Regions from separate parts of the Homo sapiens genome. Here regions 2, 3, 4, 5 and 6 are each linked to region 1. A link is a loop called in an ENCODE intact Hi-C map of the cell type or tissue named here. Cell type or tissue: HepG2. All regions are shown on one strand.

Evidence for each region. Hi-C counts contacts between places; a loop is a spot of excess contacts. Peaks named below come from ENCODE experiments on the same cell type or tissue, not always from the same donor. Only the 100,000 strongest peaks of a DNase experiment are listed, where the experiment ranks them.
Region 2: a loop joins it to region 1, with 11 times the contacts of the local background. A loop is called at or near these places in 4 of 110 quality-filtered maps.
Region 3: it touches region 1 in a loop (11-fold over the local background); 9 of 110 quality-filtered maps call a loop at or near these places.
Region 4: a loop joins it to region 1, with 15 times the contacts of the local background. A loop is called at or near these places in 25 of 110 quality-filtered maps.
Region 5: it touches region 1 in a loop (6-fold over the local background); 2 of 110 quality-filtered maps call a loop at or near these places.
Region 6: it touches region 1 in a loop (16-fold over the local background); 104 of 110 quality-filtered maps call a loop at or near these places.

What each region holds. Positions count from the first base shown.
Region 1 is chr20:22,681,809-22,686,808 of GRCh38, reverse strand. It overlaps LINC01747 (long intergenic non-protein coding RNA 1747), which reads left to right and starts at 1,465. Exons shown (of 3, transcript NR_146527.1): 1 at 1,465-1,693; 2 at 1,905-2,064. LOC124904963 (a long non-coding RNA gene) reads right to left here and starts at 1,376. Exons shown (of 2, transcript XR_007067729.1): 1 at 922-1,376. RefSeq lists an enhancer at 1,115-2,314. In HepG2, CTCF peaks have their summits at 1,475 and 2,625 (motif pointing right); DNase peaks (open chromatin) are centred at 518 and 2,618; H3K27me3 peaks cover 29 bases.
Region 2 is chr20:22,487,516-22,492,515 of GRCh38, reverse strand. No RefSeq gene overlaps it. Among named protein-coding and RNA genes, the nearest start is that of LINC00261, 89 kb to the left of the region's middle. In HepG2, CTCF peaks have their summits at 1,667 and 2,131 (motif pointing left); DNase peaks (open chromatin) are centred at 1,505, 2,135 and 2,595; H3K4me3 peaks cover 1,995 bases.
Region 3 is chr20:22,384,043-22,389,042 of GRCh38, reverse strand. No RefSeq gene overlaps it. Among named protein-coding and RNA genes, the nearest start is that of LINC01427, 100 kb to the right of the region's middle. In HepG2, a CTCF peak has its summit at 2,846 (motif pointing left); DNase peaks (open chromatin) are centred at 2,862 and 3,842; H3K27me3 peaks cover 2,091 bases.
Region 4 is chr20:22,451,521-22,456,520 of GRCh38, reverse strand. It overlaps LOC105372562 (a long non-coding RNA gene), which reads left to right. Exons shown (of 4, transcript XR_937337.3): 3 at 3,033-3,270. Among named protein-coding and RNA genes, the nearest start is that of LINC00261, 120 kb to the left of the region's middle. RefSeq lists an enhancer at 1-518. In HepG2, a CTCF peak has its summit at 3,059 (motif pointing left); DNase peaks (open chromatin) are centred at 3,060 and 3,920; H3K27me3 peaks cover 2,315 bases.
Region 5 is chr20:22,470,272-22,475,271 of GRCh38, reverse strand. LOC105372563 (a long non-coding RNA gene) reads left to right here and starts at 3,734. Exons shown (of 3, transcript XR_001754711.1): 1 at 3,734-3,892. In HepG2, a CTCF peak has its summit at 2,724; DNase peaks (open chromatin) are centred at 2,721, 3,651 and 4,591; H3K27me3 peaks cover 688 bases.
Region 6 is chr20:22,332,215-22,337,214 of GRCh38, reverse strand. No RefSeq gene overlaps it. Among named protein-coding and RNA genes, the nearest start is that of LINC01427, 52 kb to the right of the region's middle. RefSeq lists an enhancer at 2,750-3,044. In HepG2, a CTCF peak has its summit at 2,869 (motif pointing left); a DNase peak (open chromatin) is centred at 2,864; H3K27me3 peaks cover 1,402 bases.

The DNA.
Region 1 (5,000 bases):
GGAGCTTGCAGTGAACCGAGATGGCACCACTGCACTCCAGCCTGGGCGACAGAGTGAGACTCTGTCTCAAAAAAAAAAAAAAAAGAACATCAAGAAGGATGCCAGGGAGTGGGACGCCTCATGCAGGAGGGAAAGGGATATGAAATATGTTTGAAGGAGTAGGCAAGATGTCCAAAATCCCGGAAACTACACTAGGTATTTCAAGCAGAGAGAACTTAATATGGGGGTTTGTGGCACAGGTGAATGAAGAGTTGAGGAGTCAAACAAGAAGTAGAGACAAAATCCAGATATGAGCAACACCAGGAAACTGATCTCACCCCTAGGCCAGGGGGGCAAAAGGAGAATGCATGTGGGGCTCTCTGAGCCCAAGGTCTCTGTGCCCTCCCAGCCAGGCACAATGGGAGCACAGAGAGAGACTGCCTTGTGCTGGAGCTAAAATCATGGATGAAGCCATGAGAAACAGGAAGAAGAGGCTGGCACATCCAGGCTTCTCTCCTCCTCCCAGCAGCCAATCTCCGGCCAGTGCCTCCCATTGGCTGAATCTACCAGGAAGCGAGAGCGCAAGGCCTCCCGGGAAATGTAGTTCCCTTCGCTGCAGCGCATGGGCACAGCTGGGGAGTGGTACCCTATGTGCCATTTAGATGTCATTTCTGCTGTATTCCCCGCAGTTAGCCCTCTGTGCAATGGTCAGATTAGGTGCTTAAGAAACCTTTGCTGAATTATCAACTACTCATGAAACGAGAAAAATCCAAACAAGTGATGCTAAGGACTTTAGTCCTATTACCCCAAATCCATATAAAGTTCTTCATCCTCAGCAAGACTACCTGATTGTATGCAGTTCACCTGATTAATCAAAGTGTGCTTATATCGCTGATGATGGAGAGCTGTAAGCTTCTCCACAGCATTTTCTCAGCCACTTACGTATAGATGGTATTCACATTTAGTCTTGCATGTCTAAAAGCTGGACGAAGTCCCCCACAGCAATAGGACAAGGTATGCCACAGGTGCCCTCCAATCCAGCTGGTGAAGTCAAAACTAACTTCCTGCAAAAGAGAATCAGTCCACACTGCGATGATAAACTGGTCCAGGACCGGCTGGTTATCACACGGAGTTTGGAATCCATTAATACTGAATGTTCTTATATTCCCTCTTCCCGTCCTTCTTCCAGACATTGCCCTCCATCTCTCTGATGGTTCATATGTGGTAGCCAGCGTGTACAGGATATGGCTTCATTTCCTGCTGTGATCTCCTCTGCGATTTCAAAAAGGTTAATTCGTTACTTGGTAGAAAATGTGAAATTCAACAAAAATATTGCCTTTCTTACTAAGCAAACTAAGCCTGGTCTAGCTGGGGATGTGATGTAACAATTCTCTTGGTGGTCTGCCCTCAAACCGTCAGGTTTCCATAGCCCTAACAATGTGGCCGTGGATCATGGGGGAGCTAGCATTGCCTCCAGGGTGATGTCACAATTCCCAAATCCTTGCACTAGGTGGGGCCAGCCTCCTGTTGTGTAGACTCATCAACTATACCAGTCCTCTGTTCCTGGTCTCTGGAGCTTCAATTTGGGAAAGTGACCCATTAGCTTCTGAGGACCAGGGTGAGAGAGGGCAAACTTGAATGCCCTTCACAATGGAGAGATGTGTGCAGACCGGACAGACATCAGTTCCTTTATCAGTGCACAGGTAGCTGCAATGTAAGTGGCTAGTGTGCAGGAACAGCCAGGGAGCTGAAGGATAAACACTTTGGCTTCATTCTCCTGGAGGGGACAGTTCTGAGTCCTCATGCCCCCGCCCCCCTCCTTCAGAGACCACACCTCGGCTGCTCACAGCAATGGCTGCCCATCAACTCACCCTTCAATGCTTCCACCCCCACACTTCCGGTCCCTCTTCCTCACTCTCTTACAGATGCTTCCTGGAATCCTCTCTCAAATAAACTGCTTGCCTCCAAATCCTTGTCTCAGGCCTGCATGTGGAGAGATAAAACCCAGACAAAGAGGCAGACATGAGCAGATGAGCTCCCCCGAACAGGAGACAAGTGGGCTGAGAGGTGAAGGAAGAGGATGAGGTAAGAGAGTGGGGATGGGGAGAGCGGTCTAGGCAGGAATGCACATGCAAGGGTTCTGAGCACGCACAGCCTCGTGGAATCCCCAGGCCTGCCCGGTTCCATTTGGAAGGAGGACACCTCAGGGTTTCCAGTGCTGTGTGGCGCTGTTGGCATTTGAGGCTCACTCTTTGCCGTGGGGGGGCTGCCCTATCACTGTAGAGTGGTAAGAAGCATTCCTGGCCTCTACCCACTAGACACCAGAAAGATCCCCCAGTTGTGACAACCAGAAATGTCCCCAGACACTGTAAAATGTCCTCTGAGGGGCAATGTTGCTTCCTGTGGAACTGGGGTACAGGGCTCTGAAAAGATGAGGAGGGAGAGGTGGCCACTGCCAGTGTCCCCCTTCCTTTGCACATCCATGGACACGTCCCTTGCCAGGTCCTCCTTAAGGCCGACGTCTGGCCAGGCTGCCTGTCCCTTGGCCTGCTGAGATTGGCCGAGATGGGAGGGCTTGTTGGCTCAGTTGCTTTTCAGAGGCCCGACCGGTGGACATTCTTGCCTTTGACCACTAGATGGACCCATTGCAATGCTGTACACAGGAGAAGAGGGGTAGCCAGAAAGGTTCCAGTTTTACCCAGATGGAGAATTTGGTGTTTGAGGCATTTTCTAGTTGAATTCCCCTGACCCCTTCTATCCCTGGAACCCAAAATGTTGTATTGCTCCCAAGTGTGTTCATGAGTGCCGCTGCGTGGAGAGGCAGCCAGGGCTTGGCCGTGAGCTCCTGCAAGCTCACCTTGGGCAGATGTGAGTTCCAGCACCATCGCTTCTTCCCTGTCTGTAAAGTCGGGGTAAACAAAATGCTTATTTCACAGGGCAGCCACGAACGCTCAATGAGACATGACAAGTCAAGTGTGGAGCCCAGGCCCTTCACCCAGAGGAGCTCAAAAAATATTAGCAGCCGTTACCATTGGAGCCTCTGCCTCCTAAACCTGCCTCAATATCTATGGAGGGTGGGAGCAGAGTCACTTTTCCTCACTGGACCTCAGTTTACTCCTCAGAAAGACAGCAGTGATGATGCCCTCTCAAGATATCCTCTAACTCCAGAATCCCTGTCTCTATTGATCGTGTAGGATGAGGCAGTCCAAGTTAAAACAAACACTTTGTTCTTAGTATCTCATTTCATTTTCATAAAAGCCTTAGAGGACACACGCTTTTCTTATCCTCATCTTACATAAAGGTAAACCAAGGCACAGAGGGCTCAAAAGGTGAGGAGGGATTCAAACCTGGCTGTCTAGACCCATTGCCCACATGGCTAACCACCCCATAACCTGCAAGGAAAAATGATCGTTGTCATTCCTTCTGCAAAAGAAGGATGGCTGCTTGTTTCACAAAGGTTAAAGTTATTTAGCAAGGGGAGCTCAAAGGGCTTTGACTGCATTGCAGCCTGGGAGTCAGAGCAGGAATGGAAAACAACCATGAGCCGGCATTGTGTCCGGACCCTTCCAGGGGTTCCTTGAAAGGGGCTATTTTCCTTTTATTCCTATGCAGGGGTTGGCAAACTTTTTCTGTAAAAGGCCAGAGAATAAATAGTTTAGGCTCTGCAGGCCATATGGTCTCTGTCATAACTACTCAACTCTGTCATTGTAGCACAAAAGCAGTAATGGACAAAATGAAAACAAATGGGAGTGGCTGTGTACCAATAAACCTTTATTTATTAAAGGCAGGCAGTGGCCTAGATTTGGCCTCCTGGCCACAGTTTGCCAGTCCCTGAATTAATGCAGCACTTTACCCCAAACTTGTACTGAAGTTTTAGTTGCGCCTCATCTGGCCAAAAGCATTGCCCACTAAACGTGGACTGTGTCCCCAGTGTGGGATTCCTAAGTGGCCAAAGACGAAAAGCATTTGGTTTTTATTGATAAGGTGTTTCTAAGTGGAATATGTCAGAATGTGTCAGGCTCTAATGAGTGTCTGGGAAACAGAGCCTAGGCAGGCACACGGGGAATGTGCTGGCTTTTTACCTCTGGGTCTGTCCCAGAGAGCCTGCAGGCAGTCCACACAGGGGACACGGTTTCTCTGCCCAACTCTGAAAGTACACGACATGAAACATGTGAATGATACTTTCTCACATCACACTAAGTCAACCTGCAGAAGCTTGCACTGCATGTGCTGGTGCATGCCCGGGGAGGCAGCTGCTGGCTGGGACCGACTTTGCCCTGTGCAGAGATGGGAAGGTCTGTCTAGAGTGCCTGCATAGCTGCTTCTGGTGCCCCACACGGTCCCTGTCTATTTACTGCTAGGGAAGAATCCTGGTTCTGCTTCTGTGACAAGTTGTATGAATTGCCCCAATCCAGCCAATTGCAGTGTTAAGACTCAGCAGTGGGTAGCCACAGGTGGATTCTCTCTTGTAATTCTACATGGGTCCTCACCAAACCTGAGAAAGTATCAACTGCTTGTAAGGAAAAAGACATCAGGGAATTATCAACATATCTCATAAACCTGTACAACTCCAGGAAGAATCACCTAGTGAATGTAGCTCTTAACCAAGAGCAACATACAACTTTGCACACTTATTAAACCCTATAAAACCAACAAATTCAAATTATCAGCATTAGTTTAACATGATAGATGGCGTTTTGGGTGAAACTAAATTGTCCATGTTGAATAGTAGAAAGATGTCTTGGCTGCATGCTTTCCTGATGGACCAGCTTTGGTGACATCATCATCATCATTTTCAGTAATTTTCCTGAAAATAGTGAACTCATTTTAACTACAGTTTCATTATGTTGATGGAGAAATCACTTCTAATTGTGCATTACAGAACAGAGTACTCCAGAAAGCAAAAGACTACCAGAGAATGATAAAAATTTTCTTTCATATTCTCTGTGTTGCAAGAGGCCAGTTGCAAGGTGGCACATATACAGCCTGAGAAAGCTATTGGCTCAGAAAAAGGGTAGTAT
Region 2 (5,000 bases), 190 kb after region 1:
ACTTCCAAGTCAACTTTTGCTTCCTCATTTGCTAAAAAAAAAAAAAAAGATAGCAATACAATTTGACATCATCCAATATGCCCTAGATGTTGTAAAGATCAATTGGATATGATCTTTAAAGGTATTTTGACGCTGGAGAAAGGGAGATATGAGAACCATTGGCAGTACCATGCATTTAGTGTAATACGTTTACTGGCAATGCCTTTATATATCATCAGCAGCCATCAGCAAAATTTTCATGTGTACAGTTCCTAGAAAAAAATCTCTGCTCTTTAATTCCCTCAAACTTTAAAATCTCTATTCTTTATTAAGCCAGGTTTCAAAGATGCTGATTTGCTTGTTTTCAACTACTCTTAAAGGACAATGGTGCATTTGTGGTTTATGTTTTTGAGAAGGCTAGTGGTAAGATGGTAGCACAAATCTGAAGAACATTTTGAGCACGCTGGAGGCCAAGCATAAAATCAGAAGGTTGGGATATCTCGTTCTTGGGAGGGTGGTGATTTCAAATAAAAGAACCGAATTTGGGAGACCAATGTGGGCAGATCACAAGGTCAGGAGTTCAAGACCAGCCTGGCCAATGTGGTGAAACCCCATCTCTACTAATAATACAAAAATTAGCCAGGAGTGGTGGCATGCGCCTGCAGTCCCAGCTACTCAGGAGGCTGAGGCAGGAGAATTGCTTGAACCCAGGAGGCGGAGGTTGCAGTGAGCCGAGATCGCACCACTGCACTCCAGCCTGGGCGACAGAGCAAGACTCCATCACAAAAGAAAAAAGAAAAAAAAAAAAGAACTGGTAGCTGGAAGGTTTTAATGTGGTTCTCATTCACCCTAGCTCCAGTCATGTTGACACACAAGCTACTTACCATTAAGGATGTTAAGGTGAGGTTTTCTATTTAAAAAAATTGCTGTCAGGGACACCTGCATTTTACTTGCTGAGTGGAAATATTAGAATATACCCGTGGGTGACTCTCTAAGCTAAGTTTTGGAAAGAAAACACCCCACTGATGTTAGGGCAAAACAATCCATCCTTGGTACACATCCAAACAAACAAAAAAAAAATTCAGCTTAGCTTTCTAATTTTTTTTTTTTTTTTCCTAGCTGGGGGAAGGATGACACAGGGGAAGAGAGGATTATGGGCTTTATAATCACACATTTCCTAGCCTTGCTTCGCTGAACTCAGGCAGATGCTTTGCAGAAACGTGCAGGATTCCAGGCAGGTGGGTGATCAACCAGAACAAGGCCTAAGGAGTGGGGGCACAGCGGGCAGCAGGAGGGAGCTCAGGGGGCAGGCAGGCTTCAGGTTGATGGCAGCACCTGGGTCCAGGCTGGGCTCTGGGCTCTGCCAGGGAGCCTGGAGCCAGGGGTCTCATTAGTACCTGGCTAGGACTGCAGCCGGCTGATGGCAAATACAGGCTATCAAAGCCCTGTCAGCACTCCTGAATGGGACAAAGAAAAGGCGCATTAATGATTAACTCTGCTAAAAGCTCCGGCTTTTGTATTCCCATGGTGCCTGGCCTATCTGGCTGCCATGTGACCGGCCCGGGCCATTTTCTCGCAGATTGGGGAAAGCTAGTGAGCAAACACAGGTGGTTCTGTGTCGGCCGCGCTGTCAGGGACAACCGCGGACAGCACCAGCTATGCCTGGTGAAATTAGCTGCTGTGTTTGCCTCCAGTTTTGCTTCCTGGTGCTCTTACTTTCTAAGTCGAATGTCATTTTGCCACTCATTTTCAACTATTCACAGGAGGTGCTAAAAAGGGGGAAAAGGCCCCCACGCAAAAATGGGAAAGGGAGACACACAACATCATGTTCTTTGAACTCTGCAATAACGTTTGGCGACCAAAGGCGAGGGCAGGGTAAACTAATTAAAACCTCTCAGGTCTTTAACTTTCTGCAAGAGCAAATTTATTCTTCTCAAAGGGAATTATTTTAGTGATCCTGACCAAATAAGCAAGCTACAACAATGACGTCATAAGCCTGCTGGCATGGACCCAGCTCGGCTCCCTGTGCCATGGGGCCTGGAAGAACCTGCTTTTTAAAATGGGCCGTGGCACTAGCGCCCACCCGTACAAGCCGGGCAATGAGAGGGTGCCCTTCCAAGTCTGACCCTGCCTATTCGTGGTTCAGAGTCAAGGTCCCTCTAGTGGCATTATTTGTTTAAATGCATTTCTTCCTTGGTCTACATCAGACAGACCTTCTTTTTCCTGTTCAAATATTTATATGTGTGTATTATTGCACGCGGCTTCAACTGCTCCCAATCACACCAGCGGCCATAAAGCACAGATTATCAGCATGAGGTGATAAAGGCCCTTTGAGTCAACACCAGAAATGAAGAGAAAATGAAATAAAGTTATAAAAAGAGGACAGCATAAATGTCTACAAAGAGTATATCAGTCTGCAGATATTCAAGCAATTAGCTACAATAGGAAAGACATTTTATCCAAACTAAAGTACCGCTGACATGATTAACAACGTTTGATATTTAAATATAACATTCTGCCAGATTCCCAGTTAAGAAAGAGGGCACTTGCGAAGTCTTTGGATTGGAATGCAGTTAGTTCAGTGTTAGTGAATATCAGCTCAAACACAGCCGTGGTGTGTGCTGCGTTGCTTTCCAATGGACGCTGACCACAGAATAAATGTGAGCAGTCTCTAGCCCCAAATGGCAGGGTGAGGCTGCTGTAATCTCTCAGCGCTGTTGGTTTGAGGTTTGTAGTGGTGTTTATTCTTGCTCCTTCCTCGTGGTTCCTAAACTTTTGATTTTTGTGAAATGAAGGAAATATGGTTATAGGCCCCAGCTGCAGGGGAGACTTGGTTGCCCCTGGGTATAAGCACCTCAGTGTGGATTTCCATGTCATCAAGCAATTTTAGCAGATACATTTTTTTGAAGGGGGCTGACAGTAATTGGTTTTTCTTTGCAAGTGCTGATAGGCAGGCAGTGGTGTCACTCTTGCCCGAATTACTTAGAGCACAAGCATCATACATAAAAACCCTTTATTTATTTGTTTATTTATTTATTTCAAACCAAAAATAAACAATTATGAAGAGCATGTGGCCAAAATGAAAACTCAGCTTTTGGTTTATTTCCAATGCCTCCTTGCTCTCCAACATCTTTATGTTGTTTATCAAAACCATAAGTTAGTTCTGTGAAAATCAACATACTGACAAACCTTTAACTAGATTGACCAAGAAAAAGAGAAAAGGTGAACACCATCAATCAATACCAATTTTGGCCATATCCCGGGCAATAAAACAAATCTCAAAAAATTATAAGAATTGAAATCATAGAGAGTGTGTTCTCTGACTGCAATGTAATAAAAATAGAAATTAATAACAGAAAGATAAGAGGAAAATCTTCAAATACTTGAAAACTAGACAATACACTTCTAAATAACACATAGGTCAAAGAGGAAGCTCCAAGTTAAAAAAAAATTGAACTGAATAAAAATGAAAATATACATCAATGTTTGTGGTACACAGCTAACGTGGTGCTAAGAGAGACAGACATTTATCATTCATAGTACTAAGTGCACACATTAGAAAAACAATTCTCAGCTCAATAATATAAGCTCCTACCTCAAGAACCTAGAAAAAGAAGAGCAAATAAGTCCAAGGCAAGAAGAAGGGATAAATTAATAAAAATACAGTCAGTACTGAATGAAAGTGAAAGCAGAAAGCAATAAAGAAAATCAATGAAAAAAAGAGTTGATTCTTTAAAAAGATTAATAAAACTGACACACCACTAGCAAGACTGACAAAGAAAAGGAGAGAAGACACAAAATACCATCTCAGGAGTGAAGCAGGAGAAATCACTACAGACCTTCCAGACAGCAAAGGATAGAAAGGAAATACTATAAACAACTCTACACACATAAGTTTGACAACTTAAATGAAATGGGCAAATTTCTTGAAAAAAAAAAAACGTAATTTACCCAATATGAAACAGAAAATTTGAATACTTTTATAACAATGAAGGAAATTGAAATTTTAATTTAATAACTCCCCAAAAGAGAAGTCTCCAATCCCAGATGGTTTCAATGGAGAATACTACCATATGGGTACAGCAGAATTAACACCAATTCTATACAATGTCTTCCAGAATAGAGAAGAGAGAAAACACTTTCCAATTTATTTTATGAAACTAGTATTACCTTGATACCAAAACCAGACAAGGGCAGTTCAAAAATAAAATTATAGACCTTCATGAATGTAAACAAAAAATCCTTAACAATATATTAGCAAATAAAATGCAGTGATAGATAGAAAGAATTATACACCACTACCAAATGGGTTTTATTCCCAGGATAGAAGGCAGGTTTAATATTGAATGTTAATCAATGCAGTTCACCATACTAATAGATTGAAGAAGAAAAATCACGTGATTATATCAATCTACAGAGAAAAGCTACTTGACAGAATTCAGTGCCCATTAATGATAAAAGCTCTCAGAAAAATAGGAAAAGATGACATCCTTAACTTGACAAAGACCACTTACAGAAACCTACACCTAGGATTACTTAATTGAGAAATACTGAACACTTTTCCTAAGATTGGGAACAAGGAAAGAATGTCCACTTTCACCACTCTTATTCAACATTCTGCCAGAGCTTCTAGCCAATGCAACAAGCCAAGAAAAGTAAATAAAAGACATACATATGAGAAAGAGAGAAAGAAAACTGCGTTTATTTGTGGATGACATGTTTGTCTATATAAAAAATCTGAAGGAATCTGTAGGAAATCTCTTAGAACTAATAAGTGAGTTCAACAATGCAGAATACAAGATAAATATAAAAAGGTTAATTGTATTTTTCCATACTAGCAATGAACACATGGACACCAAAATTAATATATAATATAATTTACAATTGCTCAAAAAAAGAGAAATGCTTAGGTATAAATGTAAAAAAACATGTAAAGGACGTTTATGCTGCTGCCTACACAATGCTGGTCAAAGAAACCAGTGAAGAGCTAATTGAAATCAAGGACACATCCTGTGCTTATG
Region 3 (5,000 bases), 300 kb after region 1:
AACAGAGAAGTGCATATATCTTTAAAGGTGATGATTTCATTTCCTTCGGGCATGTACCCAGAAGATAGATATTTAGGCCATAGGGTAGATCTATTTTTAATGTCTTTAGGGAACTCCATACTGTTTTTAAGAATGGCTGCACCAATTTACAGTCTGACCAACAGTGTACAAGGGTTCCCTTTCCCCACACTGTTGCCAACATTTAATATCTCTTTCATTGTTTGATAATAGCCATCCAAACAGGTGTAAGGTGATATTGGACTTGGATCTTGAAAGGTGAATAGGAGTGTGTCTGGCAGAGGAGGAGGTCAGGTGCATCTCTGGCTTAGAGACCCACATGACCTTTTTTTAAATTTTTTGAGACAGGATCTCCCTCTGTCACCTAGGCTGGAATGCAGTGGCACAAACACGGCTCGCTGCAGTCTCAACTTTCTGGGCTCAAGCCATCCTCCCACCTCAGCCTCCCAAGTAGCTGGGACTACAGGTGCATGTCACCACTCCTGGCTAATTAAAATAAATTTTGTAGAGACAAGGTCTTGCCATGTTGCTCAGGCTGTTTTCAAACTCCTGGGCTCAAGCAATCCTCCCGCCTTAGCCTCCCAAAGTGCTGGGATTACAGGCGTGAGCCACCGCACCCAGCCTCACCTGATCTTTTGTTGCTACTCTTTGGGACCCCTGCTCCACAGTGAATTGGGGTATAATTCCTAGTCAGCAGGTTCCATCCCCAAGCAACTTAAAAGGGCACAGACACATTTAGTTATAGACATGGTTTTGTTATAAAATAAGTTTCTCAACCTCTTCAATAGTGGTTACACTTTTCCATGCTGATGTTTTGGGTGAAAATTATCCTTCTGCAGTCACTTACACTCTGAAACCTCAGTGGCCTCCTAAGTTTCTGCTCCAACTCGCTTCACTGAATAATGGGAGTTACCCCAAGCACCACCATAGTGGTGCATTTTTTCTCTTTCATGACTTTCCTAACTGACTTAGCTGTGAGTGACAGCACCCATCCTCTTCCTCATAATTTACTGCAGTGCTGCAACCTAGAGTCAACTCTCCTTTGTGATACACCTTACCAACCCTGCTTTCTCTGCACAATTTCTTTCTGCTACTCTGCTCCAACGCTATCCCCACCTCACTTTGGGCAAGTCCTGCCTAGCTGAGGCTTCCTGGTGATCCATCTTGACTTACAATTAAATTGGCATTTCAAGATCTAGCTATTTTTTTATGTTGGGAAATGGGGATTGCAGTCTGAAGCCAACACAAGGAAGAGAAAGGAATTGTTTTCCACATTTGTGTCAGTTACACACACAAGTAATTCTACTCCCATTCTCATGATTCATCTCTGAATACCCTTTCAAAGGCATCACATATACTTTCAGGGAGTAGCACAGACCCATAAAACCTGTGTGTGTGACTCTTTCTTTCTCTCTTTCACTTCTTTCTTTCATCTGTGGCTCTAGTCATTTGCATACATTTCAGAAGCTGCCCAAGAGGGAGAAACAATCAATTAACTCTGGTGCGCAACATTTCTTTTCTCTTATAACTGTGACCTGTTTATGCTTTAATCCCAAATCTGCCTTTCAGTTGAGCAAACTGGTATCACTTAACATCAATAGCAGCTAATAGCAGATGGAGAGAGATCAGTAACAAACATTCAAATGTCACTCTTCTATGTGGATCAGTTCAAATGTGTACCTGAGACATTTTAGCTTGATCACACAAAGTGAATATAGACCAGGGAAGCATTATAATTGATGAAAATCTACGACTTTGCTATTTTATGTTAATTCACAAATTCCAATTTTAATGACATTCAGAGAGTTAAACAGAAAACATTTAAGTAACTACCAATCTCAAATTATTTTTAAAAGAAGGAGTATCTGTACAGATGAAAGAAAGCCAACATTGATTTGAGATTTTATTTTGGTTGGTTCATGTAGAAGCCGTGTGTGAAAAAGTTCCAGACTGGGAAACCCAATCTGACCAGATATTTTCCAGGCCAGATATTTTTATGATCAAAAAACAGGATGCATGATTTGATACAATGCCTGATAACAGGACAGAATACTTGAAATACGAACTATTGTGAAAAACACAGGAGTCTTGAAGTGGGCCCATGAAGAAGGTAATTCCATTTACTGTGAATGTGGGTGGCTGAGGCCTTCGACAAGGAGCCCTCACCTCTGCATTCGCTTTATGACTGAGTTTCTCCTGAAACAGTGGAGAAGCAAATGCAGTGAGGATCTAGGTGATTCCTAAAGGAATGCACTGTGGACGAAGTTCTGGTTAATTGTTGCAGATGTTAGCTTTGCCTTATTGTAGCAGGTTTGACCAGAGACACAAAAAGTAGAAGGTGATAGAATAGACCATCCATCATTCACATCTCTGGGAAGATAAATTTCAAAATTAAAAGGATTATATTCCTCTTTGGTTTCTATTGAAATACCTTTCACTTTTTGCATTTTATTTTAATACAAACTGATACCTTGTTGAAATTTCCAAAAACCTAGATAAAGTCCTAATTCTTTTTTGGTCACATGGAGAAAAAAAAATTCTCAGACTTGACATATATAATTAGGAAAAGACAGACCCTTTAAAAGCTAAATGCAATGTTTATTTTTAAATGTCCGAGGGTTAAGACCTTGCTAGCAAGTTTTTATTGCTGAGCGACAACCCTAAGTGAGAAATGTGGTTTATAATGGAAATGCAGATGCACCGCCTTAGTTATCAGATTGCCACCAGGCACCAGCGTAATGAAGGAATTTTCTTATTTTTGCACAATGAATACTAATTGAGGTAGCAGAAGGGAGTGTCTGGGTGGCCACACTGCAATAAACTGGTGCCATCTAAAGGAGAGGAGAGAAAAACCACCCAAGTGGTACTCGCAAAGGAGACAGGATAGGTACGCTCTTCTAGTCCCTGGACAGCCAGATTTCTGCACTTGAATTTTTAACAGAAAACACAAAATTGAATTCTACCATGTTACTAACACAACTGGTTATCAGGTGGAGTTAGGAATGGGACAGATGTTGCCAGTTTTTCTGAAACCCATCTCTATACAGTGAACTTCTCATCTGTCAGCCTGTAGAGGAGTGATTAGGTACCATTGATTAGGCATGCCAGATGAGAGGGAGACGAGGAGAAAGAACAGGGCAGAGAAAAAGGCGGGAGGGGTTGGGGGCACAGAGAGGAAAAAGGGAGGGAGAAAAGAGGGTTGGAAAGTTTATTTCGTGCAGGATATTTTGCTTTCATACAAGCAATATGAAATTTCACCTTTAGTTTTCACAAACTATTGCATTTGTCCATATATTCAAGGAAAGTGAAACAGAGAAGTGCAATAAATGACCCTCAGATGGGACTGTTGGCAAGCCACAATGCTATTCTAGCTGCTTCCAGGACCATGGCGTTTCTGCAAGCATGGGGTCATGAATGGAATAATGTGGTGGCTATTCTCAGAAAAGGAAGCGCTTCATTCTTGAGGTTTCACCAGGACAGGGAGTGGAGAATGCCCCTGAAGGGCACAGCCAGGCTCCCTCCAGGGGCTCTGGAGTACAGGAGAAAGGGTTGGAAGGCCTCAGTTTCTGGGCAGGAGTGGGGAGTTTGCCCAGGGGCCCGTGTCTCAGATGAGAAAAACATCTCAGATGTCTTTTGTTTATTTCATAGAATCAGCCTGTCTAGGCTGGAAGAGACCCTGGCATGGTTATCACTGCCCAGTGAGCCAACAAGCTGAAGCTGCTAATGTGAGATCAAGCTGGTTAGCTTCTGGTCAGCCTGGGGCTCAAGGCCCAGGCCCGGAAACACGGTGTTATTTTCAGACCTGAATAGCCTGCATTGTGGAAGAGTAGAAGGTACCTTCCATGCAGGTGGGGGCAGCTAATCCTTAAGTAAACTGCCTCCTTTCCCCAGGCAAAGACGGAACTCCCTCCACTAAGCCTGCACTCCCTTGGTGACCCCATGGGCCAGTCCTGTGCTGTCTGTTGGTGCCTCTCAGTGCCAGGAGGATCCCTGGCTGCCTGGACCTGGTACCCAGAAAGTTCTTGGTGAATGCTTTTGGAATGAATGAATGAATGAATGTGGTGTCTCCCTCTCATTACCAACTGGAGTTTAGTTTTTCCATAGAAAGTGTTTCACATGGGAGTTAGACTTGGACACTCACTCATTCGCCCCTCGTATCTGGGTGGGGGGTGGGCAAGAAAGTTCCTGTAACCCACTGGGGCAGGACAAGGGAGGGGATTTGGGCCACATACCCCCGAAACCAAGGACACCGCCTACCTGGGAAAGGAGGGTCTGGGTAGACCTCACATCCAGAAAGTGGAAATGGGAAAGAGAGCACCTGAGGGGTGGGTTGGGGTGGGGAGAAAGAGTAGAGCTGTGTCTCTCGCTGGACAGAGTCAAATGAGACCCAAGTCATCCAGCCAGGAAGCGCATTCTCAGCCCGATCTCAAGATCTGACATGATGACCTGAACAATTTTAGAGACCAGCTGCTGCCAGACAGCAGACACTCCGATTGCTTCTGCATCCAGAAAGTACCTCGGTGATCTGAAAAATGGGTGGATTAATAAAGAAAGAGGTAGAGGCATTTTAAAGGATTTTAGGTTTCAGGGGATGGCTTGGAATGAATCAGCACAGTGATGAGGTTGGCATTTCGGGGAGAGTGGGGTTGTGGGAAGGGGGCAGGTGACCTGAGCCAGGCCCTTAAGTAACATGGTCTAGTTGGGGGTTGCTTAGCTACAGGGGGAAGGTGCTTGAGAGAGACCCCTCCCTTAAGGAGAGGACCTCCCAACCCCTCCCTACCCAAGAGGGCCCTTGGGGTGAGAGGAGGGCCGAGAGCAATTTACTCAAGTATTGTCTTCATGGTCTGTCATCCTCCCCTTTCCCTACCAACTCCCCCAAAATAAGTCCAGTGGGTGGTTTCTATTCAGTGAAGCATCCAGATAGTCCTGGTATGCAGTTGGCACTCAAATCCCACTGAATGAATGAATGAATCAATGAACAG
Region 4 (5,000 bases), 230 kb after region 1:
CTTTCAAACTTAAAATACACACACAGACTCACACACAACCCTAAGGCAGAAATGTACCAGGATCCTACTCCAGAATGTCTCTGGATGGGAATAGGCTGAGACTCACTTGGCCTTTTCACCAGCACAATAAGGGCCTGGCAGGAGCCACATCAGAGCCCTGAAAGAGAGGGATGCCTCTTAAGCTGACAGGCCACCAGGAGGGCATTGCTTTTAATTTAACGTGACAATGTAGTAATTACAAGCCTTCTCTAACTCACTTGCCTGAAGGAACAAAGGAGGATTCTCCCTGGAAGAATGTCAAGGAGTCAGATGGATACGCCCCCTGTTCCCTGGCCTTTTCCAAGCATACCCCACCTCCCCGTGCCCTGTCCTAAGCCAAAGGAATAGAGATGTGGATTCATTTCTTCATACACAAAGACCAGGAATAAAGTGGCTAAAATTAAATGATTTTCTTTCTACCCTGAGAAGAAAGTCACAACCCTCTCTCTGTTGCTCAAACTAAGGAAAAATACAGTGTGGTCTTTAGGAGTTCAATTCAAGTGAAAGGAAACACCCATGCAAATACACATTCACACACATGCAGAGAAAGCCTGTATGTTACACCATCTCTTACTTCCTTTACAACAAATTATCAACCAAAAAAACAAGAGCCTTGTGTCAATCACATTACTAGAAATCCACCCCGATAAATATGTCTTGGGCCACACATTTTTCTCAGGGTAACCGACTGGGTTTTCATGAAGGATTTGTTGAACTGCATAGTGTGTACGAATGATTGCCCCAAAGCTCCAAATATTTATGGCCAGGGCCAGCAGCAGGCGACAACATCTAACGCTGCACTTGGCAGTCTGGCCCCCATTATTCTTGACAATGGGTGGATGGAAGGGAGAACTGTTGAACTGTTTACTACTTCAAGACATTTTAAAAGGTAATGAGTGTACAAACAGCATGGGAAAAAGAGCCCTCTGTAAGGTGGCTTAGAGTCAGGATAGAAAATTCAAACAATATTAGCCTCAAAAAGTCAACATTAGACACCCTTCTACTAAGGACCTACAAACAAACAGAGTTACTCTGTACACACACTCACACATGCAATTCCACGCCACTGTGGCTTTCACCTTCTCAAGCCCTGGGTTCATACGTGCATTTGCACAGGACTTGGAAGTTTTCGGAACGGAGGGGTTTTGTCTCCTGAGAGCTTTCAGCATTAGGACTCGTGCACCTGGCTTGTCCAAGGCAGGTGAGGGCAGGGAGAAACCGAAATTCAGGCCAAGACTGGGATGTGTTTGGCCCTAAGACCAAGCCACACTCCTGTGTGTGGACCAGGAGAGGCTGTTGGGTTTTCCATGACATCACAGTTCATCGAGACAAAGTGCTACACAACAAACACCTCTTGTGCACAGACACCCTCATCCTACAGAATTAAAAGACAGAAGTAACTCTTTTGAAAAGTCAATCATTAATAATGGAAAGAAATCCACCATCTTGTCCTCTTCTTCACACAGACCTAGAGAAGGCAGGTACTTGCTTTCCATTCAAGCATTGAATATGACAAAGAAAATAAATTCTTTCTATTTTTTCTGTTTTGTGAGAGTTAGTCTCCCACTATTGAAAGATTGCCCTATTTCTGTTCAGCCAAATCTGTGCTTCTTATTCAAGGGGGACACTTGGTTACTCATACATCTATCTGGAAACAGGAGATTGATTTCAGAGGATACTTGGTTTTCCACTCCAACATCAGGAGTAATCTACACTCTGATAGGTCTTGTGTTTGCATGGCCTTCTAATTCTTTGCAAATAAAACCTGACAAGAGCTACACACAAGGAAAATTGCCAAAAAGATGTGCATGGGAAAGATTGTGCCTCCCCCCAACCTCTATTTCCTGAGTTTACCCCACATATCTTATAAAATCTAAAACAGTGTTACCTGTGCTTAAGGGTTTTCATAGTTTTGAAAAATGAAGTCGCTCTTTGTCATAACATCTCAAGAAGAAGTAAAACAAAAAACAGAAAGGATATTCTTCAAAAATACATTTTCCAAATTAAATTGATCACAGGTTTTTTCAGCCTGTTTTTTAAATGAAATTATGCAAAGAGGGAAAATTTAATATTGCAATCAATAGAGTCCCACCCTTTTATAATGCCAGGTCTTAGCTCCCATTGATTTTTTAGCTAGCTGCATAAACTTAGTTATGCACAATAAGAATTTCATGCTACAAAGAAGAGAAAATGACTTTTTCCTCTTGCAGTGAACAGTAAGAGCAGTAATTGTAATCTCACAAAATAGAAGTTTTATTCTCAGCCTTTAGAAACTATAGAAGGGGAAGGCAGTACATCTTCAGACGATTTTCACAGATACATATGTGTGTGTGTGTATGTGTGTGTGTGTATATAAAGCAGAGACAATTTGTAAAATTTGGAGAAAAAATATAGTGTCTTAGTTTTGACAATGACAATGTGGTATGATCAAGTTTGCTGCAAGGAGGTGTTTCAAAGATTATTTTTATTATGACACACATTTCCCCAGAAAATTCTCTCTAGCAAAAGGCATCTCTAAAAAAGAAATCCTCCTAATTGTGGTTGGCTTAACGCCTCTCCAGAGTAGGTCAATAGCACACCCAGCGCAGGTGGCCCACCGGCCGCTCCCCGCCTGGCGTCTGATAAAGCTAGTCTCTTCCCTGGATCAAGGTATTAAGGTTCGGGTTATTTGTATTGATTTTATGTGCCACTATGCTGCGCTAGCCATGCTCATATCTGTGGTTCACAAATTCCTCTTTAAAATGTCACCGCCATTTCATTTCCTCTGCATCAATACTGCAGCCAGAGGGGCTGCTTGTTAACCTCCGGGGCTGTAGTCTTATCAGATGCACTAGGACACTGCATATTCCCAAAGTTTTCACAGACATCAACAATGCAGGGGGTGGGTGGGGATGAGACTCTTCACAGAAAAAAAAAGGGAAAAAGAGAAAAAAAACAGAAAACTTTTAACTATTTTTCTTTTGATGTTCAGAAGGATTTTCCCTCTTGCCCAGGAAACCCTTGGAAATGGATCCGCCCTCTAGCGGTTAACAAGGGAGCTGAGGAATAATGGGATTTGACATCATTGGAAAGCACAGCCACACCCAAAAACAGGTGTGTGCACAAGAATTTCTGAACACAGATTTTACCAGCTACACCCACACCCTCAATTCTACTTGAAATTAATCTTAAAGAAATTTTGAATTTGCTGATAATTTGAGATCAGTAAAGATTTTCCCTGAAAGTTCTAAGGTAAGTCTTTCTCAGTGAAATAGGTAAACTAGCCATCTAATAATTGTAAAGATACTTTTCCTCCTCAGCATAGAGTAAAACTAGCCTTAACTGAAATCCAGATGGAAATCTACACACAGGCACAGTCATGACTCTATTTATCAGTCTACGGTGATCCTTTAACAAACATGCAGCGGGGTAAAAATAAAACACATGTTTTCCCTTATTTCTCTGTAAGCGCTTACTTAAGGTTTTATTATATTTGGCCATGGGACATTCAGTAAACTTACTGATGATATCAAAGAATGATTTTACAAACAGTAAAAGTTACACTATTGACACCTCCAAATTCTGGAGTATTTACATTGTGTTAGGTGCACACTTGCTCAGGGAGATTAACAAACATTACTAGAAAGGCTGTGGCCAAATCCACCCTAGTTGTTTATAAAACCTTTACAACTCATCAGCTTCCACTAACACACTGGCACTGTTCAATTACCATCAGTGTTAGAGAGCCTTAGCAAAACATCTAGTGCCCATGTAAATAGACAAATCTGAAAACTAGCTGGTCTGTTGGCTTACATACTGTAGGTAATGTTTTCTTTTGCTCAAATTTGTTCTGGAAACTAATCACGCTCTGATAAAGCCATCTGCAAATATGAGAAAGATTGACACCCACATGTCAAAGTTTACACAGCCTGACCAAGTGTACATATAGTGCAGATGATGTGAGGGCTCCGCTGTACAGAGCTTCTCCGGGGCCATGTTGGAATGGAGCTCTGGTTGAGAATGCAGGTACCACTATCTACATTAAAGCAAAACTTGCCAGTTTCCTTGCCAAGCTAAAACTCTTCCAAAAGGATGGGTGCTTTTCTCCATGTTCATCATGGAGTTTTAACTTCATTCGCCCAGCATTACTAGTCTAGGGCGATGGAATGATTATCGCTTAGCGAATTCCAAACCCAATCGCTTTTCTACAAGTCACTAAAGCTTTAATTTGTCTAGAAAATGATAGTAACTTATTGTTCATATGCTAGAAAGGATAGCATAAATATCAATAGGAGTAATGATATGAAATGGCATTTGTCTAGAAAGTCACAAGTTAACTTTTTACTGTGCATGGCCTAATTTGCAGGAAATGCTTTATACATAGATTTGTCCACCCATGCTCAAAGAAAACCCAGAATAAAAACCTGAATATAAAGCAGATGGATTACCAAACATGACTGAACACAGCGAGGAATTCATCTTCATTTTACTTTGGCAATAAACGTTTCTGATTTAGAGGTACCTGGAACAATTCTCTTTTTCCTGGTTGTTGTCCATGTTTCCCAGAAATATACCCAGTGGATCTATTGCCTGATCCTGATCCCCCCTCTTTGGTAACACAATGAAAACCAACATCAACAACTATGTGGAAGGGTTTGTTTGTTGTGAACTTATTTTGACTCCTGATGCTCATTCCTTTCTAAGAGCTCTGAAGTCATATGATTGAAATTTTATTCTTGAATTTTCTTAGGGATCAACTACAAATTTTCTCATCATTTCCAGAATGTAGCCTAATAATTCTTTGAACGATATGGCAACATTTGCTTCTTCCTAGCCTTCTGACAATTCTCATGATTGGTTTCTCTTTTTACTTATCAAGTAAAACCCTAAGATTTCATCTGCCAGATCTTTCCATTTCCATTGTAAAGTTGGACAATTTCTTAGCCCTTCACCAATTCTGGATTTTTGAATCTCTCCTTCAA
Region 5 (5,000 bases), 210 kb after region 1:
ACAGTTGGCTTTGAGTGACTTTAAACTGTTTTAAACAAATGAAGAGCCTCATCATTTTGAGTATCTTTTAGAAGCATCACAGACTTCAAATTTCACAAGCAAAGGCTGTTTTTGATAACACTTACTCTGTTTGACTAGAGAATAGGCCCCTGAGGTTATTGCTGTGAAGGAATTAATATTCATCTCGGTGCAGAAGTTCTGCCTGTTTATTTAAAAACAAAACAAATCACTGTACCTGTGAAATACAATAAATAAAATAAGTAAAACTACTTTGTGAATTGCTTAATAGCATAGCAAATGCTAACTCTGTGGTTAGCATTTATGATTAAATGAAAGCAGATTACAAAAAAGTCTACTGTAATTTTTTTGTGGTTAAATTTGCATACATATTCACAGAAGTCTACATATACATTCTTATATGTAGAATACCAAAATAGCAGTATTCCTGAGTGTTAGCCATAATTCCTGAGTGGTGGTATCATTTTTCATTTATCTGTGATTTCTCAGCTTCTTCAGTTAATATTTGTATACCTGTAAGACTTTTCCAGAAATCCTGAAAAGACATTTGTAGTCCCGTTTAGTTTCTTCTTATACTTCCTACTGGGTAGATTTTGATAGTTTTTAATGGTTTTGTTTCAGTTGATTTTGGGGACAATATTATTTCTAGGACTTCCCGGCCTGAAGTCTCCTGGTAGCTACTTATTTGTGCAACAGACACTGTGCATTATCTCCATGTGAAGACCTTTGTAGAACTCAGCAGATGGGCTCCTGCTGTTCCAGCCTCTTGTTCTCCATGGTACAGACACAGCCAGGCATATCCTGGGAAAGAGGGCAAGAGGAGTTTCAGGAGCAGCTCTGGCACAACTTAGAGTGACAGAACACAGGTCAGGTGTACACTTTGCCTTATAAGAGCTGATTACCCACAGCTCTTTCTGTACTCAAGACAAGGGTGCCCGTACAAGTGATCAAGTATTAAGAATGTATTCCCAGGGGAAGTCGATGAGGAAGGGGAAAAACCAGGCCAGGAAGGGAGGAAGCCAAGAGAGGTGTTATCTCAAAGTCATGCAGAGGGGACCTTCAGCCTGACCCTGCAGGGACTCTGGTATGTAAGGTACTTGTCCCACTGCAAGCAAGGTGGCTGTGCTTTCATACCCCACACTGCCAATCACTGTCTATGGCTTGCCCCAGGTGGGGTATAAACTTTCAGGCACTTCTGCCATCTGCATGAGGAGGGCAAAGGCTTCTGGTGGCCAAGGGCAGAGCCCCAAAGGAGAGCCTTAATGCTATCATTCCTCTTTGGAAAGGAACACACTGATGAACTTTAATTCCATGCACCAGGTATTCCAGACATCTCCAGCCTGTGTGCTCACACATTGTCAGGCTCCGGGGGATTAAAATCAATGCAGACTTCTGAGTGTCTTTCTCCTGAACTTGATTGTAAACAACAATGCAAAGTAAACTAACAAATAGGAAAATGTTCAAGTAAGACAGTGTGTTCATTTATTCTTGGGCAATAATTCTTCTTGTTATAGTGCAGTAGCATAGGCTTAGGAAAGAAACACCTGGAGCCTCCCCTCAACAGAAATATCCATCAGTTTGAACTGCAACTTAGAATGGCTGATTAGACTGCTTCCTTGCAAGAATTCTGAGGCCAGGTGTGAATTCAGAGGGAGAGATGGGCATGATTGATTAATGATGTCTGCTAGTTGTGACTTTAGAGAAGATGAGTGAGATTGACTAGTGATGTCTTCCAGGTGTGAATTTTTAGAGGAAGTTGGGGCAAATTCAGAGGGGAGATGGGCATGACTGATTAGTGATGTCTTCCAGCTGTGACTTTAGAGAAGGCGATGAGTGTGATTGATTAGTGATGTCTGCCAGGTGTGAATTCACAGGGGCAGTTGGGGTGAATTCAGAAGGGAGATGGGCGTGATGAGTCAGTGATGTCTGCCAGGGTCCTGGGAACAGAGAGTTGGGCCCATGGACCAGGTAGGTTCCATCCCTGCTTTCTTTTGTAGTTAAAGCTCATTAGGGCAAATTTACCACATAGTCCACACCTTAGCTGAACTTGGTCAGGAAGACATTTCCTTTTCCTTTTTTTTTTTAAAAAAAATCTCTCTTTCCCTCTTTCTCTCCCCCTCCCCCATTTTATCTCATTTTGGTGCTTATAGGTTTTTATTCTATAAACACTTTGCCGTCTTTGTGACACGGACTCATTCAGGACATGTTTACAGTACTTAATGACATCTCCCTGAGAAATAATGAGAATGCCTTTAAAGGTTGTCTTCCTCCCCGTGCGAGCAGAGGGACGCACGCCAGGCCTGCGAGATGAGAGCCGAGGGTCTGGCGGGGGGAAAATTGACTTAATTTCTTTTCACCACATGAAATGGAATGTCTGGGTGATCTGACCTAAATGCATGGCCTAAAACCAATTAATTCTGAATTGCGAATTTGTGAGCGCATCAAGTTGTGCATGGAATTTCCGATGAACCAGACAACGCATACCTGCCTTGTTTGCAAAATGTGGAGATTTTTGCACATAAATTTGCCTAATGGTCCATTATTAAAGTGCAGCTTCAGTCATATTGTACCTCAGCTCGCGGGAAGACGTGTAGTGGTTCCCCGTGCCCTTCCTGTGGAATTCAAGTCCTTGGTCTGTCTTGCCTGGCCCTTAGCAGTGTGGCCCCGGCCTCTCCTCAGTGTGGGTGAACTCCCCCTACGGGTCAGGGTCCTTTAATGCTGTCATCAGAGGGGACCTTACATCCTGCTGCAATGGCTCTGAAGCTAGGCTTACACTACAATCCCTATGCACAGGGGGTGAGGTGCCGAGCCACTGTCATCATGGAGTTTGGGAGAAAACGCGCAGCTCACCACCCCCAACCTGGCCTTGACGCTCCCACTGCCGTGCAGTTACTCATTCTCTTTTCTGTGCCTGTTAGATTAACGCTCATTTCATTGTAATCGGTTTAATTCACCTAATGTTCATTGAGACTACTGTGCATGTGACACCGATTTGTTTGTGGGAAACAAAAATTAACCAGACATAGCAGCTGCTTAAATGACCAAATTAGAAGAAGTTGGCAGGAAATATAAATAACTATAATAAACGTTTAATTTGGTGACTTACAATAGAGCTATAATTAAAACACTACGAAAACACATAGAAGGGAGCTTGGTATGTGTTTCTGCATGTGTGTGGTGGTGTGTGTGGTGGTGTATATGGTATGTGTGTGGTGGTGTATGTGTGTGTGGTGGTGTGTATGGTATGTATGTGGTAGTGTGGTGTGCATGTGTTGTGCAGGTTGTGTGTGTAGTATTAGTGATGTGTGTGTAGTGTGATGCATGTGTGCACGGGTGTGCTGTGGTGGAGATGTGTGTGTGTGGTGTGTATCTGGTGTGTGTGTTTGTCTGTGGGGTGGGGCGGGCTGGGTGCTAGCAGGCTTCCTGGGAGAGAAGAGTGGAGTCTGAGAAGTGGGTGTGGCATCTCTGAGGAGGCGGGGTGGAGAAAGGGTGAGGGTGGCTGCGCACACATACAAACACACTACCACACCCATGGTTGTGGGCTGAACTGTGCCCCACTCCACTTCTAAATGTTGAAGGCATAACCCTGGTACCTCAGAATGTGACCTTATGTGGAAAGAGGACCTTATGTCGTTGCAGATGTGTTTACTTAAGATGATGTCATAATGGAATAGGGTAGGCCCACTCCAAGGTGACAACATGCAGGGAGGACGCCATGTGCAACCGTGGGCAGAGGCCGGGCTGATGGGTCTACAAGCCCAGGAAAGTCCGAGATTGCCAGCAAAACACCAGAAGCTGGGGGGAGGCATGGAGTGGGTTCTTAGAAGGAACCCACCCTGCAACACCTACATCTCAGACTTCAGCCTCTGAAACTGTGAGACATAAAATTTTCGTGCTTTAACCCACCCAGTTTGTAGAATTTGTTACACAGCCATGGCAAACAAATGCACCCAATGTCTAAAAGTCCTTTGATTAACGACTCACAGTTATCCTTTGAAAATTCCCAGAATAAAATGCAAATGTCAAGACTCACAGGAGTCAAGATTCAAACCTTTTGTGTATTTTAAGCATCCACATTTCACTCTTTTTGTTAAAATAAGAAGAACCATTCCAGGTCCAACTGTCTTCTGCAGACCTTCTGTGTGGAATCTTTTCCTGGAGTTGGAATAGCAGACTTGGGGATGGTGCTGTGGGTTTGTTTGGTTTATTGTTGAAATCCCAAGAAAGAACTTTCATTTGCAGCTGGTAAGTTGGTCTGAAGTCCCTTTATCGTCACCTGACCCAAGGCACATTCACCCAGACCCCAGACTTAAGCTGGCTAAAAGTCAGCTGGACTCTTACCTACTTTGTTGTTCCAGGAAAATGTGTTTTGTTTTGTTTTTGGGTTGAGTTTCACTGACCCTTCTCTGCCTCCTCCCTGCTCTATTTCCTTTTGGAGGGAAAATTATTTCAGAGATTTGCTGGATTTACTCATGAAGACTCCACCAATAAATTCCTAACTCAAAAGATTAAAGACATTTATGTACAGCATACAAAAAGAAAAAATCTTGCTTACATCAGAGTCCTGCTGTTTGTATAGCTTAATCAAACAGAGAATAATGTTTGACAGACAAGGACTAACACAGACATTTTTTGTTTTCTAAAACAAGCCTCAATTACTCAAAAAATGTTGCCTGCTTGGTTGGCTTTAAATGTTTTGATCTCCTTCTGATTTATGGCAGTCCCATGTATAGAAATAGATCTCCCCTTAACCACCTGTAAGCAGGTGTATCCCTTTAAGCACAGTTGCTAGGACCTGGGATTCATTCATCAACTGCAACTACTTGGAACCAGAAGCATTCAGCATCTTTTATCACTGTGACCCAGTCAGCAGGTCTATTTCATTATAAATATTCAATTCTATATAACCACGACAAAAGAAAAAAGGAAATTTAGGGAAAGACGACCAGGATCTGAATTCAGAGAAAAAAAGGAACAAATAT
Region 6 (5,000 bases), 350 kb after region 1:
AGGTTCATGACCTTGGGAAATTTGCCAAACCTCTCCAAGGTTTAGTTTCTTCTCTGTCAAGTGGGGATCAGTAATAGTCCACATCTTACATATTTTCTATAAGGATTAGAAGAGCAAAGTCACATTCTAAGTTTTGGTTGTTATTCCTCAAAATTAATTTTCTCCTTTGGAGTCTATCTAACCAACCAGGCTGCAAAGGAAGAGCAGGCATTTCAAGGATCTTTGACTTTCATAATTATCCACGAAGTTTTACTCTAAAGAGACATCCAAAGACCCAAATTAAATTCTAGGTTAACTTATAGCCAACCTGGAGACACACAGTCCCCCAAACCTCCACACTGTCCAGGCAGTGAGCACACAGATGGGAATAGATTCAAATAGGTGGAAACATTCTGAAGCCCAAAGATAGGGGCAGTGATGGATCTGAATTTCCCCAGAAAGCAAAGCCTCCAGGAACAATTTACACGACTTGGCCAATAGAACCCTTGATGGTAGCTTTAGTTTTGTAAAATGGAGGTTTGAGGAACCATTCCAGAATGTGTACCCATCCATGTCCAAGAGAATGCTACAGCCTGTGGAGTAGCTGGGTTTGCACTTCCAAACAAGGTCGTGTGGGCCTAGGATGTGTAGCCTTTTCTACAATGAGCTTTGTGCATTAGAGTTCTGGTGCCTCTGTCCTTATTCCAGAAAGTACAGCTTATTCACAACTTGTCAGAAAGGCCTGGCCCCCAGAACTCTTGGCTTGAGGTTGTGACGTCTAAGTTTAATGTAAGCTCTAAGAACTAACTACCAAGTTGAAAGTCAGAGAATTCAATGGAAACTGGCAGAGCATCTGGAGACTTTACCTGAGGTTCCGCAGTCTCAGCGGGACCAACATAATCCTGATATTCTCTCCTAGGAACTGCAAGGTCAAGCTCAGAAATATCTTTTCCCACTCAAACCCACCCAACAAGAGAGCTGTACTTGACAGCCAGGTTCTGGGGGTTTCCCAGAAGGTTATTAAACAATTTAAGAAGTAAAAATTAAGAAATAAATAAATAAAGGAAGAAAAAAATACAGGGAGGAAGGACAAAGGAGAAAGAGAGAGAAAGAGGAAGCAAAGTCAGGGAAACAGAAAAAAAGAAGGAAGGAAAGAAAAAATGAAAGGAGGGAGGAAGGGAGGGACAGAGAGAGGCAGGGAGGGAGGGAGGAAGCTGGGGACTTGATTAAGAATATCTAGAGTTCCTATTAGTAGTATTTGATTCTTACAACAAGCTGGCAGTTGGTAGAAAGGACACTTTTGCAATAGAACCTCTGCTAAAGACAGATTTGTTAGTAGAGGTGAAAAGTCTCCCAAAAGCCCCTTTCCCATAGACCCATTCAGTGAATCTGGCATAGAGAATTTCAGATTCCCCATGAAACCCAAAAGCAATTATCTGAGATTAGCAGGAGATCAGAAACAGCTTACCTCAAGTATTGTTTTCTAAACCCAGAGGGCTGGAGAAATTATTATCTGGTAAGAATTCTAAAAACTCTGAAACTGGTAACATTTGTTCAGACTGGAGGGAGAAATATAAGACCATGACAGGACAGACATACCATTGATAGCAGAATATGGTTGGAATGGACTTTTCTGAGATCTGTTTTCATTTCTGAAAAGTGCACAAGGACCCCAATGAGAGCTCTGTCTTAGCTCTTGGATAACTTCTCAGCACCAGGTGGATGAGAGAAAGGTTTGTTGAGGCTCAATACCAAAAAATTGATGTCTGGAAACAGCTCAGTGATGTCTGCTTACATCACATGGTCATGCTTCAGATATTTCAAAAAGACTGTGCTGTTGGAAGGAGAGCACGTGGTCTTTTTTTTTTTTTTTTTTTTTTTGAGACTGAGTCTCGCTGTATTGCCCAGGTTGGGCTCACTGCAACCTCCATCTCCCGGGTTCAAGGGATTCTCCTGCCTCAGCCTCCAGAGTACCTGGGATTACAGGTGCCCACCACCACGCCCAGCTAATTTTTGTATTTTTAGTAGAGACAGGGTTTCACTATGTTGGCCAGGCTGGTCTCGAACTCCCAACCTCAAGTAATTCGCCTGCCTTGGCCTCCCAAAGTACTGGGATTACATGTGTGAGCCACTGCGCCTGGCCCCACACAGTCTTTTAAAGTAAACTAACTCAAGCCTCTGAAAGATAGCAAAGGAACAGTAAGTATTGGGCCAGATATGAAATTAGTCATTTAATTGTGATAAATTCCTTTAATTTAAATATCATCGCATGTATATTTTATGAGATAAGATGAGATTTGCAAGTGAAAGTCTATAAAAATGGTAAAGAGCTAAGAAGAATTAAGGTCATGAAGGTTTCTAAATGTTTTCCAGGCCACCGACGACATGAATAGTTTACTTATAACCATTGACATGGTACTTCTGGTGAAATTAGGACCACTCAGAGTGTTCTCTTATTTCAGATCAGGCATCACTTGGTTTAGATATTGGACTCCTGACAGCCCTAGTGTGGCATGAAATGCCTGGTGACCGATGCACTCTAACAGTGTGCTTCTTCCAGAGGAAGCAAGGTGGTGGTCCCCTGGCCCCCAGCTGATTCTCCAGGGCAGGCAGGGGACTGACTTCAAGCCGGTCCTCTGAATTCCCCAACCTGAATGGAAATAACATTTAAATCTAACTCCTAGACTGGCTTTTCTGGCTAGAAGAATCTCACCTGAAAATCTCTTTTATCTCAATAACAAAATATCAGATCACGTTTATTATTGTATTTACAGAAATTACAGATTTGGGCAGACATTTATTATATTTGGTGTAAGCTGGCAATTGAGAGGCTGTGGGTTGGTTTTGAAGTGGGCTCTAACACAGATGTTGTTCTATGGAGCCCCCACGTGGACACGCATAGGTATAACCGCTCTGCAGCGCACCCTCATCTTAAGGAAAAAGGTCCCGTCTGTGTCTGAGGGTGTCTCCTGAGCCATCAGGAGAAACATGCACTGTGCTGTGATGGAAAGGATTGCCATTCTTAAAAGCCAGACCTCACGGAATCAGAGTTAACACTGACGGGTGAAAAAAAATGGGCTGAACCTAGGTGAAATTGGCATTTTCAGCCACACATTCGTGTAGGATTGAATATGCTCTTCTGCAGCCGATTCCTCGCACAGTCCGACATTCCCCACTGGCCGCGTTCTGACTGGCGCACCTGCGTTCTCACCGTGACCAACCTGTTTGCATCGTGGAGTAGATGATCTGTTCCTTGAGCAGACCTTTTCCTAGAACGTAGCAATCTCTCTAGAGTTGAAAATAAGTTCTGCACATGCTCACTTCATCCAGTGCACATTTGATCTTCTGAACAACAGCATTAAACAGCTTTTGCTGTTTTGTAAGATTTTTGGAAGATAATTCAATACTCTAAATCAATCAGGTGTTGGCAAAATACAGAGAGTAAATATTTTCGGCTGGTAGGTCAAGAGGGAAAATTCCAGAATATTATCTAGGTACTTATATAACCATTTCAAATGTAACCATTCAAAAGCACCATTTGAGTTTCCAGGCCATCAGGAAAGAGGTGGCTGGCTTGATCTGGCCTGTGTGTCCTAGTTTTCTGATTTGTGACCTAGAATATGATTTCTTATGCAGGTTAGTGTAAAAGTGTTGTAACTAAATGTTTTTGCAAATATGGCAGCTCTTTTGTTTTCAAAACAGTCCATCCTCACAGTGGGCAAAGACAGTGGTTGTCCTTTACCTCACAAACCAGAGTTTGGCCTCTTGGGCCACGGGAAGGGTTCTTGTATTAGCCTTGCCTATTTCCTGAGCACCTGCTATGCCCTAGTGAAGCCAGATGTCTACGTCCTATCTCTGAAAGATACGACCCTCCAATTGGTAAAGCGAGAGGACTCACCTGAGGAGATGATGAACAAGCAGATGTTAGTCCAGACTGAGCAGAGGCTTGTAGTGGGCTGGTCTATCCACCCAGGATGCCACGACACGGAGGACAGGAATTATATTTGGCTGACTTTGGCCACAAATACTTGCACTCATGTATTCATGCGTTAATACTAACGGAGAATCTACTTTGTGCTCGCACTGTGCCAGGTGCCGGGATAGAGAGGTGAGCAAGGCAGAGAAAGCACTGGATACCACATAGTCTACATTTATGTAGGGCAAAACCAACAACACACAAGTGGACACAACTTCAAGATGATTTCAAATCGTGATGTGCACTGGAAGAAAGTAAAATGGGGTGATGTGACAGTGTCACTGGAACGGGGGGTTGAGGCTGGAACTTTAAAAGAAGCAGGTTATGAGAAAGAGCAGGAATACTGAACAGCAGAGCTACTGCAAAGGCCCTGAGGTGAGTTAGGGGGATTTGCATCAGGAAGCCTTCTCCAGAGCAGGATGTGTGGTGGAGCTGGAGGCATGGGATGAGAAGGGACTGAGAAATGCTGCCTGGAGAGTGAAGTCTTCTAAATCCCGGGAAGTGGTGTGAGCAAAGGCACTGGATTCTGGAGCAATAGTAATGTGGGAAACAATCAATAGATCAGGCTGGCGGGCACCAGTGTTTGGAAATGTAGGAGTGTATGGTAACAAGCAAAAATGGAGGGCTGGCACAGAGGAAAGCGGTGGGCCACAGCCGAGAGCTCAGACCCTGTCCTGGAGGTGATAGAAAACCAGCCAGGAGGCTGTCCAGCAGTGAGTTCTGGCAGATTCACTGTTCAGGATGGGTTGAAATGGAAGGAAAATGGAAGTTTTTTTTTTAAACGATTTTGTGATCTCTAAATTTAATCAAAGCTCTGGGTCTGGGAAGGCAAAGCACCAACAATTCCCTGAGGCATTTTGGGCGCCTTGGCATGGATGGACCCCCAACTGCTCTGCACTGGGGAAGACGACTCCTGTGACTGACTCTGCCACCCTGGGCCCAGAAGCTTGGTTTTGATTCTCTGGAGATGAAACTCCAACATGTGGCTCAGAAAGCTCCAAGGACAAAGGGTCCACATTATATCCATAGGTATTTCCAGATCTGG